Regions from separate parts of the Mus musculus genome. Here region 2 is linked to region 1. A link is a loop called in an ENCODE intact Hi-C map of the cell type or tissue named here. Cell type or tissue: heart. All regions are shown on one strand. Links, peaks and the distances in the headings refer to the core of each region. The heading gives the core; the rest is flanking DNA.

What was found. Hi-C counts contacts between places; a loop is a spot of excess contacts. Peaks named below come from ENCODE experiments on the same cell type or tissue, not always from the same donor. Only the 100,000 strongest peaks of a DNase experiment are listed, where the experiment ranks them.
Region 2: a loop joins it to region 1, with 2.2 times the contacts of the local background. A loop is called at or near these places in 2 of 42 quality-filtered maps.

The regions. Positions count from the first base shown.
Region 1 is chrX:75,023,845-75,032,188 of GRCm38, forward strand. Gab3 (growth factor receptor bound protein 2-associated protein 3) reads right to left here. Exons shown (of 10, transcript NM_181584.4): 3 at 2,145-2,361; 4 at 934-1,412. Among named protein-coding and RNA genes, the nearest start is that of Gm25629, 30 kb to the left of the region's middle. In heart, for the core only: no CTCF peak of the experiment used is centred there; no DNase peak of the experiment used is centred there.
Region 2 is chrX:75,091,127-75,099,470 of GRCm38, forward strand. Dkc1 (dyskeratosis congenita 1, dyskerin) reads left to right here and starts at 4,728. Exons shown (of 15, transcript NM_001030307.2): 1 at 4,728-5,001; 2 at 5,708-5,775; 3 at 6,157-6,243; 4 at 7,336-7,427; 5 at 7,637-7,821. The coding sequence starts at 4,986. In heart, for the core only: no CTCF peak of the experiment used is centred there; a DNase peak (open chromatin) is centred at 4,735; H3K4me3 peaks cover 2,814 bases; H3K27ac peaks cover 1,334 bases.

The DNA.
Region 1 (8,344 bases), core at 77-8,076:
CCCTATAGGTGGAACAACAATATGAACTAACCAGTATCCCCTGAGCTCGTGTCTCTAGCTGCATATGTATCAGAAGATGGCCTAGTCGGCCATCATTGAAAAGAGAGGCCCCTTGGTCTTGTAAACTTTATATGCCCCAGTATGGGGGAATGCCAGGGCCAAGAAGTGGGAGTGGGTGGGTAGGGGAGTGGGGGCAGAGGGTCTGGGGGAGTTTTGGGATAGCATTGGAAATGTAAATGAAAAAATACCTGATTAAAAAAATAAAGTAAAAAAAAAGTCAGTGAGGATACTTGTCAAGCAGCCTTTGAAAGCGTCAGAGAACTGGAATGGAAGAGTGGTAGACAATGGCACTATATGCAAAACTGCAAGTCATTCACATTGGAGAGTATGTCAGTAGACAAAATTAATGAGACTAGGTAAGAATTATATATAGCCAATCAGGATCTAAAAAGAATGTGTGAATTGAGATGCCCAATGAAACTAACAAAATTGATAAGAAATGGGATGAGCTATAATCTCCAGGATCATTATGCAGGTGAAAGGCAGAGAAGAAAATGGGATCAATTTGAAGCAAAACCATATGACCTTCTACATACATGCTAAAGTAGGCCCTCAGGTGACACCAAACAAAAGTCAGTAGCTCAGTCTCTGATGAGCAGATTCCAACCTGGGCAAGGACTAACAATAGACAGGGTCTCCAGGCCTTTACAGTATTTGTAGCAATCTATGAATCTTTCCTGGTGGTTAGGCTCAAAAGGAAAATGTAGGTACCTAGGAACAGGAGAGTTTTGTGTGCTCTCACCATACAGTCAGCCTCTTTAGGAGACTGGACTGGTTTCAACAAAGAATGTTACTAGTGGACACAATGTGTGATAAGGAGTTGTAAAGGATAGTTTTTGCCCATAATTCTTTGCCTTAGCACCCATCACTTACCTTTCCAGGACCCCACATGGTCTAACCCAGAGAGAGAGATTCTTCTTGGTACCATAGTATACCCTGGCTTCTTGTTACTGCTGTGCCCAGTCAACAAGGGCTGATCTTGGCGTTGTTCAGAGAGATAACTTGGCTTAGGGGGACGAGGAGGTGGAGTGTTAGACATAATGTTTAGTTCTTTTACCCCACTGGGTAAGGAAACTTGCTTTTCTTCTACATGAACTGTGGGGTTTAAGGAAGATTCCAACAATGGTGAAGAAGACATGAGGTTCCTAGATGGGCCATTGATTTCTCTATTCCAGATTAAAGAAGCCTGGGGCCGTATGGAAGGAAAATCCTGAGATACTTTCCCATGGTGCAAGGGATGGACCAAATTATTAGAGATAAATGGCTGTAGACCATCAAGAAAAACATCATCAAATGAAGTCTGTGCCAATGAGTGGTTTGAATTTGACCAGCTATCACATCTGGTGGGAAGACTGAAGGAAAAAAAAACAAATAAATTTGATTGCTATGTAGACATCCACACATAAAAGTCACATGTACCTATTAAAAAGTTGTCATATGCCACCTTTTGTTCTACTTGTAGAGACTTATTTTTTCTACAACCCACAGTTATACCAACTCCTTAGTGCAGACAAAAAGTCTGCTAGGTCTTTTTCATCCTATATAGCACAAGATGAGTATGAAAATTGCAAGGTTAGAAATGAAAGCCATGGGCTGGAGGGATGGCTCAGTGGTTAAGAGCACTGACTGCTCTGCTCTTCCAGGTGTCCTGAGTTCAATTCCCAGCAACCATATGGTGGCTCACAACCATCTGTAATGGGATCTTATGCCCTCTTCTGGTGTGTCTGAAGACAGCTACAGTGTACTCACATACATAAAATAAATAAATCTTAAAACAAACAAACAAAAAGACTGTTTTAAAAAAAGAAAGAAATGAAAGCCACAATGTTGAAACCCATAACTCATTTTATTTAGCATACTACTTCATCTTTAATAGTGATATTGATAATCATCTGCCCTTGTCCTTGGCAATAGTAAGAAAGAGATAATACTAGACCCATCTACTAGAAATTATTTTTGCTAAACAGGTGTATTTGGCTATGTGCTTCAAGCACATCTCAAAGACTTTGCAAAAGGGAATGTCGGCTCTGTGAACAGAGTAGAACATGCTGGAAGGCCCAGTTGAGTCTCAAAAGTAAGCATACCTGGCATGGTGTAGTCTTCCAGTCTCACAGTTGGACAGGATCAGATAATCAGGAAGGAACAGAAACTCTGACTCACGTCTGGTTTCCTCAGTGACTACACTATTAGTGTTTCGGTCATCTTTTAGTAAGGCAGAGTTGGCAACATGGACAGTATGAAGTGAACTGGCAGGAGATGGCTGGAAGGAGGAGGGCATGTGAGAGAGACTCTCCATGGAATCTGCAGGAAAAATCATTTCCCAGGTAAGTGTTTAATGAATGGCTATAACATTCAAAGTTTTTCAAATAGCATCCAAAACCCAAGTAGGAGATGCGAATCACAGCTGGTGTTTGTATGAGTGGAGGTAACCACTTCCTTAAGCTATAAACAGTGTCTGAAAAAGGAGACCAATGTTCCAAGGGTGGAGTGTTGAATCAATTAAAAGTCAACACACACATACACACACACACACACACACACACACACACACACACACACAAAACAACAATAACAACAACCCCCCCCCAAGCATTCTTGGCTGAAAAACTACAGTTCAATAGCTTAACAGTTCTCATCAGCAGCTTTGTATTGTTTATTTACTCAACAAACATACATATATGTGGGCATCATATTTATGCATAACAAGTCTATATATACTTACATATGCATTCATGCATATAAATATTATGATTTGGATATGATGTACCCCCTCTCCAAGGATCATATGGGGAAGGCTTTGACACTGACTAATGAATTGAATCATTGAGTGGATCATGTTAACTCTCACTAAGAATGGATTAATCTACTAAGGAATTTATAATTTGGTGGCATTATTTGGAGGTGGTAGAAAGTTTTGAAGTCATGATTTCTGGGTGGTGGTGGCAGCAACAACACATACCTTTAATCCCAGCACTTGGGAGGCAGAATCAGGCAGATCTATGAGTTTAAGGCCTGCCTGGGTCTACAGATCAAGTTCCAGAACAGATAGGGCTGTTACAGAAACTCTGTCTTGAAAAACAAAACAAAAAACAAAACAAACAAAAAAGAAGTCATGATTTCTAAAAAGATTAGTACCATGAAAAAGAAGTTAAATGGGAATGGAAAGATGGCTCAGCAGTTAAGAGGTCCTGACTGCTCTTCCAGAGGTCCTGAGTTCAACTTCCAGCAAAAAATAAATGAATAAATAAATAAATAAATAAATAAATAAATAAATCTTTTTAAAAAGAAGTTAAATGGACTGGGTATGAAGCACAGTGATGGGGTGCATGCCTACTAAAATCAAGGCTCTGGGCCAAATCTCTAAATGTGTACCAATGACAACAATACTAATAATGTGAAGCACTTTGCGCCCAAAATTAGGAAAGCTGTGTTGATGATACATGGAGAGTCAGCATGACCCTAGCCATTACAAGAATAAAGTGTTAAAGTATAAACCCATTTGAAAGACTCTCCTTTGAGAAGAGGGTGATATCATGATACCCTAATCATAGGATGCCTTGCTTACACAAAGCTACCCAAGTTTAGTAACACAGATATTTGGACGTTGCTGCAGTCATGTTTCAAGAAGGACTAGCTACCACCATGAACTGGTGGTAGACACTAGCATTATCACAAGATGCTGGTTTTACAAGGATACTGAATCTAAGAGTCTTGGAATCTTGGGGCTGTCCTTCTAGATTGCAAAGGAAACAACCAGACAACGTGTGCTAGGATCAGATGATTTGAGAGGAGTCCATGAGAGGGCACTATATAAAGCTGTGTGAATGAAGCTCAAGATAGGAGGGAGAATGTGAAGAATGTGGACCATCTTTACTTGCTTTGTTTTGTTTTGTTTTGTTTTGTTTTGTTTTGAGATAGGATTTATTTGTCTACCTTTGGATGTCCTGGAACTCACTTTGTAGACCAGGCTGGCCTCAAACTCACAGAGATTTACCTGCCTCTGCTTCCTGAGTGCTGGGATTAAAGGTGTGCTCCACCATTGCCTGACCACAAAATGTCTTCTAAAGAAAGGCACTGGGAGCAAGTGGAGCTAACCTAGGGAGTAAACCATATGAGCTGTAGTAGCTAACAAGGTTGGAGGAACACGGCTCTCCAAACCCTGAGGAGCTCACATTATGGTGCTCTATGCTCCAACTAAAGGACATGAAATTATAGGATTTAAAACTTGTCCTGCTGGGTCTTGGCTTTTCTTGGGTCCCACCCCTTCTTTCTTATGCCTCCATCCCTGAATTTTGAAATTGGAATGTTTAGTCTGTGCCATTTTATGTTGGGAGTATGTAAATTGTTTGATTTTTTTAATAGGGTCTCACAAACAAGAGATTGCTTCTAGTCTCCAGATAAGATTTTGTACTTGGATTTTTGAGTAACCCTGAATTTGTTGATTCTTTGGGGAAAGAATTTGCATGTTTAGTTGTGTATAGGATAGTTATAGCATGTTAGGTAGAATTACAATCATGTTGCTGTCTCTATTTGGAGTTTAAGTATAATTTAAGGGAATTTAATAAGGTATCAGATGGACAAAGATGATTAATTTTATCAACTTGGCTGAACTGAAAAATGACTTAAAAGTTATTCAAGCACAGTTCTGTGAGGATAGGAATTTTCACAGATGATTAAGGGAAGAGAAGTGTGTACATCATCCAATGAACTAGGACCTTGGATGAAGGAAAAAGAGAACAAAGAAGCCCACAAGTATAGGCATGCATTCTCCTTGCTTCTGGCTACTATGAAGTGAGCAACTGTGATGAGCACATATTTTTGCAGCTATGACCGTGTGCCTCACAATAGGCTAACAGCAATAGGCCTATAAACAAAGGAGCCAAGCAATCATAGACAGAAACAATCAGTCAAAATAAATCTGTTCCCCTTTGTTTTTGTTTTTTTTTTTTTTGTTTTTTTTGGCACTGCATCAAAAAGCATATTGCATATGCATAAATTGTGTGTATATTCATTTTTATGTGGAAATTCTATTAGTGCATCTATATATGTGACTGGAATCTTTCTAACTCTGATGATGTAGCTGAAACAAAGACCCTGTCTTTACTTGAGTTTACACTATCCCAGAGGAGTCACATAAGGAACAGATAAATACAATGATGTTGATAATTGTTATATATATAAGGAGAAAGAAAATAACAGTGTGTTTTGATGGCCAAGTAACTCTCTGTTTCTCAGGAAAACTAATCTGACCAAAGTCTAAGAACAGGGATCAAAAATTAATGAGGATTAAGAACTAATGGGAACTCCAGATCATAAAAAGCTTGCTTTTATTTTTTTCTTTGTATGTGTGTCATTTTTAAAAAAAAAAAACCTTCTCTCAGATATTACATCCTGACCACAGTTTTCAATGCTGGGTTCCTAAGTCAAAGTGACCCTGAACTTCCTGAAGTCATGTCTGGGTTCTACTAAACATCTGTTTTCTTCACGTGTCCCCTGTATATAACATAGAGATGACAATAGCACATCTACCACAGAGCCAATATGGGATAAGACAAATTCATAGGGAAGATACAATGTTCACTGGTCTGTAGCTGTCAGAGACAGAAGCAAATACTGTACAGCTGTTCCCTCTTATTGTACTTTCCCTTTCTGTGATTTTGTTTACCTGAAATCAACCGTGGTCTAAAAATATGAAATGGCAAATTTCAGAAATAAGGAAGTAGCATGTTTTTAAAAAGATTTTTAGTCTCTCTCTCTCTCTCTCTCTCTCTCTCTGTGTGTGTGTGTGTGTGTGTGTGTGTGTGTGTGTGTGTGTGTACATAGTTATATGAGTGTGGGTATATACACACAGTGACTGTGAAGATCAGAAAAGGGCTTTGGGTTCCTTGGATCTGGAGTTACAGGAAGTTATGAGTTGCCTAATGTGGGTGATGGAAACCAAAAACAGGTTCTCTGCCAGAGCAGTTTGCACTCTTCACCACTGAGCCTTCTCTCTATCCCTGGAAGTCATAAGTTTTAAATTGTAAGGTATTATTTATAGTTTGATAAACTTTTGTGCCATCTACTATGCCTGGTATTTTAATCTTTTCTTTGTCCAGCATATCCACATTCTACACTATATGTCCATCAGTCATTTAGCAGCTCTCTTTGTTAGCAAGTTAATTGTCACAGCACCACAGTAATTTTTTAGTAACTTTTTTTTGCTTAATAATAAGATACAATTTGCTAAACGCATGAAATTTAAGAATGAAGACCAAAGTGTGGACACTTTGCCCCTTCTTAGAAATGGGAACAAAACACCCATGGAAGGAGTTACAGAGACAAAATTTGGAGCTGTGACGAAAGGATGGACCATCTAGTGATTGCCATATGCAGGGATCCACCCCATAATCAGCTTCCAAACGCTGACACCATTGCATACACTAGCAAGATTTTGCTGAAAGGACCCAGATATAGCTGTCTCTTGTGAGACTATGCCTGGGCCTAGCAAACACAGAAGTGGATGCTCACAGTCAGCTATTGGATGGATCACACGGCCCCCAATGGAGGAGCTAGAGAAATTACCCAAGGAGCTAAAGGGAACTGCAACCCTATAGGTGGAACAACAATATGAACTAACCAGTACCCCGGAGCTCTTGTCTCTAGCTGCATATGTACCAAAAGATGGCCTAGTCAGCCATCACTGCAAAGAGAGGCCCATTGGACTTGCAAACTTTATATGCCCCAGTACAGGGGAACCCCAGGGCCAAAAAGGGGGAGTGGGTGGGTAGGGGATTGGGGGGATGGGTATGGGGGACTTTTGGGATAGCATTGAAAATGTAAATGAGGAAAATACCTAATAAAAAATAAATTAAAAAAAATAGCCTCAATATGTAAGAGTAGTAATCCCAGAAATTGGATTATGTAAAATAAAAGTCATGAAGTGCTTCTGTTAGTACAAACAGGTGACATATTTTCACCTAATAAGAAAAAATCTTATACTAAGGTTGCAAGATTAGCATAAGAATGAGCCTTCTGCTAGGGTGGTGAGGCAGGAGTGGGTAGATGGGTGGGAAGCACCCTCATAGAAGCAGGGTAAGGGGGGATGGAATAGGGAATTTGCAGAGGGGAAAGCAGGAAAGGGGATAACATTTGAAAAGTAAAGAAAATATCCAATTTAAAAAAAAGAATCAGTCTTCTATTCATGAAATTGTGAAAGAAAAAGAAATATGTACTAATCATGCTGTCCCACTTCAAACTACAAAAGTTTCTGATGACTGTCATAGCGTATGATAAATACTTATGTAAGATGGAAACGCATTAAATTTGTGTGTCTGTATGTAGAGAAAATGATATACCATCAAAAGTAGACTTTGATATTATTTGAGGCTTCAGGCATCTACTTGGAATTTTGAAATCGATCCCTTGCAAAAAAGAGGGTGGTGCATGTGGAAAACTGCAAGAAAACCTTTATAACATGAATTTTAGATGAAAAAAAAAAAAAGACTTGGTCTTTATATTCTCCTAAAAACTGAGGGAATAAAAAGAGTTGTGGGGAAGTTTGGTTTCTTCCTGAGGCTTTATTCTAGTACCTTTTGGACCTCTGGTGTGTGTGTGTGTGTGTGTGTGTGTGTGTGTGTGTGTGTGTGTGTGTACAACTGCTAGATGAGAAATGAAAAAGGAAGTGAATTATAACAGGATGTATGAAAAATATATGTGTAAAAGTTTGGCTAAATGTAAGAATTAGGGTAGTGAAGAGTCAGCAACAAATACCACTGGAAAAGATGATCAAGGAGGTTTGTTGGGTTTGCTTGACATCAGGCTCTAGGCATGATGGATATACTGCTACTTTGCAAGTTCTATCTGTTGTAACAAAGATAAAGCATTTGCTGTTCATTTCCTTTTCTTTGCGTGCTTTCAAAGCTCAACAATGTTACTACATAAATAAGCTTCACTGGCTCATGAAAAGAAATGGAAGCACACACGCATGTTTGCCTTAGAGATGTAACCCTGACTCTCCACTGATACCTGGTGTTATAATGTGGATACTTCCTTGGTAGATGGTAAAAAGAGCAAAAGAGTTATTTAAATGTTGAAGTATGTGCCAAGATTAGGGATACAATTTCTGTCTACTAAACAAAGAAGCTAAAAGAAACCAGATTCAAAATCCCCTATTCTGTCAGAATATGGTATAATTGGGCTCTGTGGTGACTAATCTTAGTTGTCAAACTGACTACATCTGAAATCAACTATAACCTAAGTGACTGGGCATGACTGTGAAGGGTTTTCATGATTGAATCATTTG
Region 2 (8,344 bases), core at 23-8,022, 67 kb after region 1:
CTTCAGACGAAGATGTAGAACTCTCAGCTCCTCCTGCACCAAGCCTGCCTGAATGCTGCCATACTCCCACCTTGATGATATTGGACTGAACCTCTGAATCTGTAAACCATCCCCAAATATATGTTGTCCTTATAAGCGTTGCCTTGGTCATGGTATCTGTTCACATCAGTAAAACCCTAAGACATGTAAAATAAATAAATCTTTAAAAATTAAAAATTAAAAAAAAAAGTTCATTCTGAGTTTGAGGCCAGCCTGGTCTACAGAGTGAGTTCCAGGACAGCCAGGGCTACACAGAGAAACCCTGTCTCGAAAAACCAAACCAAACCAAACCAAAACAAAACAAAGAACCATGATCCAATAAATCCTTACTTGTATCCTAGGCTGGCCTGATATTCACTACGTAGCCCATACTAGCCTTGAACTCATGTCAATTTTCCTGTCTCAGCCTCCCACATGTCAGAAATAGGCATGACGCACCATTGCCTGGCTCCCTTCACAGTCTTTTGTCAGAGTACATAATTTGAAAATATTTCTCCCAGTCTGTAGCATATTTTATTGTACTCTTAACAATGTGTTTTGTAGAGCAAAAGGCTTAAATTTTAATCAAGTCCAGTTTATTATTAGTCTATTTGTTTGTTTTTGGGGATTTTGTTTGTTTTGTTTTGTTTTGTGATTTTTTTTTTTTGAGAGAAGCTTTCTCTATGTAGCCCCTGGTTGTCCTGGAACTCTCATTGTAGACCATGTTGGATTTGAACACATAGAGATCCATCTGTCTCTGCCTACCAAGTGTTGGGATTAAAGGGTTGTGCTGCCACACCTGACCATAGCTTTACATTTTACTTGTTTTTTATAATTTTTATAAATTTTAAAGATTCATTTATTTTATAAATATAAGTATAGTGTCCCTGTCTTTAGACACACCGGAATTGAGTCCCACTACAGATGGTTGTGAGCCATCATGTGGTTGCTGGGAATTGAAATAAGGTCCTCTGGAAGAGCAATCAATGTTCTTAACTGCTGAGCCACCTCTCCAGCCCCCGTTTGTTTGTTTGTTTGTTTGTTTTGTTTCTTTTTGTTGTTGTTTTTGTTTGGGTGTTTTGTTTTGTTTTGTTGAGATGGTTTTTCTGTCTGTCCCTGGCTGTCTTGGAACTCACTCTGTAGACCAGGCTAGCCTCAAACTCAGAAATCCACCTGCCTCTGCCTCCCAAGTGCTGGGATTAAAGGTGTGCACCACCACTGCCCAGCTTGCTGGTTTGTTTGTTTGGTATTTTGTTGTTGTTTGTTTGCTTGTTTGTTTTGGGGTTTTTTTGGATCATGTTTTTATTGTACTACACTTTTTCTTTTCTTTTCTTTTTCTTTCTTTCTTTTTTTTTTTCTGGAGACAGGGTTTCTCTGTGTAGCCCTGGCTGTCCTGGAACTCATTCTGTAGACCAGGCTGGCCTCGAACTCATAAATCCACCTGCCTCTGCCTCCCAAGTGTACTACACTTTTAACATTATTAAAAGCTTACTATAAACTTTATTCATATTATGATTGTATCAGGAGACCACACAGTAACTAACCTATACTTCCTAGGTGTAGACTTGTGTAAATGCATTCTGCGAAGTTTGTCTAACAGCAAAAAGAAATTGCCGCATCAGTAAGTGATGATACATGATAACATCTCTAGCTAGTAAATGATTTAGTACCAGAAGGAGTCATCCAAGTTCAGTGATGATTTCTCAAATAACTGTGGGAATATTGTTTTGGAAACTGGCCAGATTGTGGTGAAAATAGTGTATAGAAATATAGTCTGGAATCAAAATCTAAAAGTATATATGTCTTAGTCAGAGTTTCTATTCCTGCACAGACATCATGACCAAAAAGCAAGTTGGGGAGGAAAGGGTTTATTCAGCTTACACTTCCATGTTGCTGTTCATCACCAAAGGAAGTCAGGACTGGAACTCAAGCAGGGCAGGAAGCAGGAGCTGATGCAGAAACCATGGAGGGATGTTACTGGCCTGCTCAGCTTGCTTTCTTATAGAACCAAAGACTACTAACCCAGGGATGGCACCACCCACAATTGGTCCTCCCACCCTTGATCACTAATTGAGAAAATGCCTTACAGCAGGATCTCATGGAGGCATTTCCTCAAGGGAGGCTCCTTTCTCTGTGATAATTCCAGCTTGTGTCAAGTTGACACATAAAACAATGTACTAGCCAGTACAATATACTAACAAAACACATACTTTTTGTTTTAGTTTGTTTTGTTTTCTTTTTTTGTTTGTTTTTTGTTGTTGTTGTTTTTGGTTTTGGGTTTTTTTGTTTGTTTGGTTTTTGTTTTTTTTCGAGAAAGGGTTTCTCTGTATAGCCCTGGCTGTCCTGGAACTCACTTTGTAGACCAGGCTGGCCTTGAACTCAGAAATCCGCCTGCCTCTGCCTCCCGAGTGCTGGGATTAAAGGGGTGTGCCACCACGCCCCGCTCAAATCAGGATTTTTGTATGTAGTCCTGGCTGTCCTGGAACTAGCTCTATAGACCAGTCTGGCCTTGAACTCAAGCTCTGCCTGCCTTTTGGATTAAAGGCATTCATCACTAAACTAGGCTAAAACACTTTCTTAAATCAATGCTTATTGCTGGGCAGTGGTGACACATGCCTTTAATCCCATATATATGGGATTATATATATATATGTATATATATATATATATATATATATAGTAGAATTTTATTCAGCCTTAAGGAAGGATGAAATGGAATTGAGCCATTAGCAGGAAAATTGATGAAACTAGAGAGCATCAGGTGTTAAGATACTTTTCTTGGCACACAGATAGGATGAGGGTCCATGACTAGCAACAAAAGTGTTAAATTTCCAAGATGGCTTGTTTTCTTCCTCACACTCCTGATTTGAGACAAAGGCCTAGCAGTATAAAACAAAAGCCCTGTAAGCCTTTGTCTTCCACCTGTGAGACCCTGCTGGTGAACTAGCTCAACAAATTCAAGGCTGGTTCAGGGCTTGCTACAAAACAGTAGGCTAATCAACCACTCTATCTTTCTTCAAACTGACCAACCCTAAATTAGGAGAGGGAAACTTCAGAGACTTAAATCCCTAATCTTTGAGAAGAGACTGGATTTTTTGTTTTCCTGTGCAGAGACACACATTTACAAACTCTTAAGATTGTTTTCAAACACATTTTTTTTTCTCCTGCAGCTTCTAGGTTTTTAAATTGTGTCCTGGGGCAAAGCAGAGGTTAACTCTTGGCTTAAGAAAATCTGTCTGAGGGGAATGAACTTTTCTTTCTTTGCTCTCATCCATCACTCACTCACTCACTCACTCACTCACTCACTCACACTTCACTGTTGAACCTTATCATCAACCCTTAAAAAGTATTTTAAGCATAAACAGGACCTAAGTTTAATGATACTTTCAGGCTGCTTATTAAGACAATCTAGGGAAAGTAGAAAAAGTTGGGACTTCAGGAAGCTACTGGAGAAATAGAGACATTATAATGATGGTTAGAGAAGTAAGAGTGAAGAAAAATCCACGGGTTCTGGAACTCTCCGAAAGCAAAATCTCTCCAAAAAGATTTGAGCATAGAGATACAGGACAAAGATGAAGGCACTGGACAAATGGCAAATGAGTACTTCAGATTTACTCACCCTATTAATTATCACTGGAGCATTATAAAATAACATTTAATTCTAAGGGTCTTATCTGTTAATAGTCAATTCTGATCATTACCACTATTAGCAAAATGAATTCCATAAAGACATAAAAACCCATTGTAAGTCATAGTAAAAAAGAAAAAAAAAACAGAAAAAAAAACTGAAAAAATCTGATTTTAGCATTGTAGATCAGAAGAAAAAGAATACTATTTTTTTTTTTTTTGTCAGCAACAACTAACTGGAAAACTATTGGCAAATGATTCCATCTACAATGAAGATAACTAATGATCTATCAAATTCACTAGATATGGGTTATGAATCCAGAAAGCCAAAAGAATCTACAGAGGTAGAATAGGAAACAGGGTGAAGGAGGATATTCCAGAGATCTTATCTCAAAGGCAGTAGCTCGGATTAACAGCCAGAAGACTCTACCCGACAAAAGTCAGGGCTCAATCCTAGAGCTGTTACTTTCTGGCTGTTACATTATCTCAGCCACTAGAGCTCTGCACTTGATGTCCAGGCTGTGGAATTCGAACTTAAGTGTACAGGTTAAGTGTGAAACACACTGGAAAAAAACTTCATACAGAAAAAAGCAAAACATTACACACTGCTGCATATTGCTTCCGTATTAAAATAACATGCCAGATCCGCAGGGTTATGTAAAATTAACTACCAGAATCACTTTCAACCTTTTTAGTTTGATGTAGCTGCTAGAAAATTTAAAAGTTTACACGAGGCTTGCACTCAATTCCTATTGGCCAATACAGCCATAACTTAATAGGAATTTCAAGGAGTAAACAGCTTTCACTTTGACACTGTGTACCTCAATGTCTTTTTCAATTGAAACTGACATGATAGCAAGCAAAAAAATGTCTGTTTGAGTTAAAACCAGCTATTTATAGCGCGCTAAGAAGGATGTCCAAGTGCTGAAGCTGAAGCTAGACTGGAGGAGGGTACAGTACAGCCCACCCGCTGTAGTCTGTTACTGCAGAAGCCTGGCCAAGGTTCCAAGGCGCTCTGCCAAGGGTTGGCAGTGTGGGGTTGGGGTGGGGAGGAGTGAGGGGGAGCTTCCAGGCGCATGTGCGGTCACACCTCCGTGGCCGAATCAGCCAATGGGATTGAGTAGACAGTCCGCGGGTTCGTAGAGATTCCTGCCCCCGTACCCCGTCCTGTCCTCCTCCTCCTCCTCCTCTTCTCTACGTCCCTTTTTTATATCAGCAAGCTAGGGGCGGTGCAACGGTGGGCGGGTCCTAATGACGTGCCCGGACGGGTCTCACACCATAGGAGTCTACAGTTCTTAGTTTGTGGCGGCTTGGGCGGGACGCACGCGGTGCAGTTCAAGATGGCGGATGCAGAAGGTAAGAGGTTCTGGTGGCAGTGCCATGAGACCTGTGGGGCCTCCTACACGACCCGGAGCTAGTTATAGTGAGATTGCATCGTGACCCGCGGTTCCCCGTGTTCCCGCTCGCAGTTTGGCTGTCTCACCACTCGGCTCTGGCTCTACCTGTGAATGCACGCATTCGTGACCAGTGACTAGGCTTCATTAGATCCTGGCTTCGTGCAAAAGATTCTACCAGGGTCCCCTCCCAAAGGCATCAGCCGTGGAGGCGACTGTGTCGTGATAAGGAGACGCGGTAGCATTTCTGCTGGCACTAGGCAGGACATTATGGAAATGAGGGTAGCAAAGGTGCAGAGCAAGGGTTAGGAAGGAAAGGAACAGAGGAGTTGGAAGCAAGTGTAACTCAGACCTACAAGAAAAACTTTAAGAGATCACAAGCCCCTATGGACAGTGCAGTGTTCGTTTGTGAAACTTTCCAGCCTGTGGACAAGTGCTTCCCTAAGTAATATTTGGCCTTGCCACAGCCACGTGGAGAACCCGAAGGGAAGCCAACACGTGCTAGAGTCATTTACCAGCCAAGCCATCCTAGTGTTTGGCCTCACAAACGTAAGTTCTCTCCAGTAATGTCAGACTTTAAAATGTTTTCTTTGTCCCGATTTTAGAGTTAATTTTAAACTTTGGTTTTAGTTTTCAAAATCTTCAAATATTGAGTTTGTTTCTTGTAGTAATTACATTCCCAAAGAAGCATAAGAAGAAAAAAGACCGGAAGCCATTACAAGAAGATGATGTTGCCGTGAGTAGAAATTTACTTTGCTTCGACTGATTGAGATAATTTAGTAAACAGCACATTAAAGGGGGAAAGTGCTTTTAAATATTCTCAATCAATATGCTAGTACTTAGTGGTCATTATGTAGAACGGGCAAAAACCTGAAATCATACAACTCCCAGAGAAATTTTCTAACATGCATGGCATGCTAAATGGTGAGCTATTGACCCTGAATTTCTCTGCCTTACTCCATCAGCAGACCCATGGTTTTGTTAAAATATTTGGATTCAACTTGATCTTCCTAAAGTTGAGTGACCTGGGTTTCAGAAATCACACCCCTCCTTTCCTCTTGTTTAAAAGGCATGCACTTCCAAAATTAAGCTGAGAAATGTTTCTGCTCTATTGAAGGAAATACAACATGCTGAAGAATTTCTTATCAAACCAGAATCTAAAGTGGCTCAATTAGACACTTCTCAGTGGCCCTTGTTACTAAAGGTATGTTTTCTGTGTATCAGATGGATGCTTGAATTCCATATTATTTCTAGTTAATGCTTACTGCTGGGGTGTTGTGTTGCATGCTCTTTATTCCAGTGGGCCAGGCAAGCCTAGTTTACATAAAGAGACCCTGTCTCAAAAAAGGAATGCTCACTGCCAGCATAGTTTACATTTAGAAAACTTTAAATGATGTAGCATGGAATATAGTATGTCACCAAAATGTCAATTGCTGTTAGGTTTTAGACAATTGCACTTTTGAAATCAACTCCTGTAGACTGTTTCAGTGCCTAAGAACATGGGGTTTTGAAGCCAGACGCCTTTGAAATAAGAGTATATGTGATCCTAGGCCACTTTTTTTTTTAACAATTATTTCTTTTATGTGAGTATATTGTAACTGTCTTCAGACACACCAGAAGAGGAGGGCATTGGATCCCATTACAGATGGTTGTGAGCCACCATGTGGTTGCTGGGAATTGAACTCGGGACCTCTGGAAGAACAGTCAGTACTCTTAACTGTTGAGCCATCTCCCCAGCCATGGGCCAGTCTTTTAACCTCACTGAATCTATTAATTGCTCATGATTATTTTCTCTTAGGATGATGTGCAGGGAGTTATAGGAGGTATTCTATGAAGCATGCTTAGTTTACGGTTGCATGTCATAGAAATTATAGGTTATTATTTAGGGATTTAATTAGTGATATTGAGTAACCCATTGAACTAAAATTTATAATTTTCACAAAGTGGATACCAGCTATAAAGTTAAGACATCTAGCAAAGAAGATTTTAAAATATAAATTTAATATAAATTTTTATTTCATCGATTACAGTGTGTGGGTGGGATGTTGGGGGTGCATGCTCCACATGGCATACGTGTAGAAGTCAAAAGATAACTTGCAAAGTTTGTTCTCAAGTGTCGTGAGTTACTAGTATTGCAGTTTTCCCTAGTATGTAGGAAGGCTTAGTAGTGTGTCATTAATAATGGGAACAACATACATTTATGGGCTTGAAGGGCTACAGTGGTTGGTGGTGTTATTTACTGACTCTTGTTTTACTTCTATTGATATGTTATTAAACTTATGTTATTGCTTTCTAGAATTTTGATAAGCTAAATGTAAGGACAGCACACTATACACCTCTTCCTTGTGGTTCAAATCCTCTGAAGAGGGAGATTGGGGACTATATCAGGTAGGCATGCTCTGTCCAAACTTAAAGTCTTTTGAAACTGATGCTCTCACTGAATTTATTTGTTATTCAAGGGAGTAGTAGTGGCAGCTTAGAACAGCTTTGTCCTGAATATATAACCTAAATATGTGATTTGCTTTTCTTTTTATGTCTTCATGCTATTTTTTTTAGACAAGAACAGGAGGTGATTACCTTTTTTTCTTCTATTTTAGGACCGGTTTCATTAATCTTGACAAGCCCTCTAACCCCTCTTCCCATGAGGTGGTAGCCTGGATCCGACGAATACTTCGGGTAGAGAAGACTGGCCACAGTGGCACACTAGATCCCAAAGTGACTGGTTGTTTAATTGTGTGCATTGAACGAGCCACTCGTTTGGTGAAATCACAACAGAGTGCAGGTTTGTAAAAGAGAGAGTAGGGGGCTATACTTGTTTCTGTTCTTGTTTCACTTCTACATTTTGGCTCTTAGAAACTATTTCTTTAGAAAAAATCTTAAAGCACGAGTGTGAATTGGTTTCTGTTGTTCTCTGCCAAAATCTGGTGGTTCTTTAAGAGTTTGAGACACTAAGCATGTGGATATTGAATCAACTGTCCTGTTCCTAGCGCTGCGGCAGGTCACTTGTATGCTTGCTGGTTCTGCTCTTTATTGTGTTCTTGGTTTTGCAGACAGGGTTTCTCTGTGTAGCCCTGGCTGTCTTGGAACTCACTCTGTAGACCAGGTTAGCCTCGAGGATTCACCTGCCTCTGCTTCCCAAGCGCTGGGATTAAAGGCGTGCGCTACCACCACCTGCCATGTTTACTGCTTCTTAACTCAGGTCATGTTTCTAATGTTTCTATCTCAAGTCTCCTTTCCCCATTTTCACCCAAGAAAATTCTGCTTAAAGTACAAGGTATTTTCCTGTTAGACTCTACAGTAGGTAT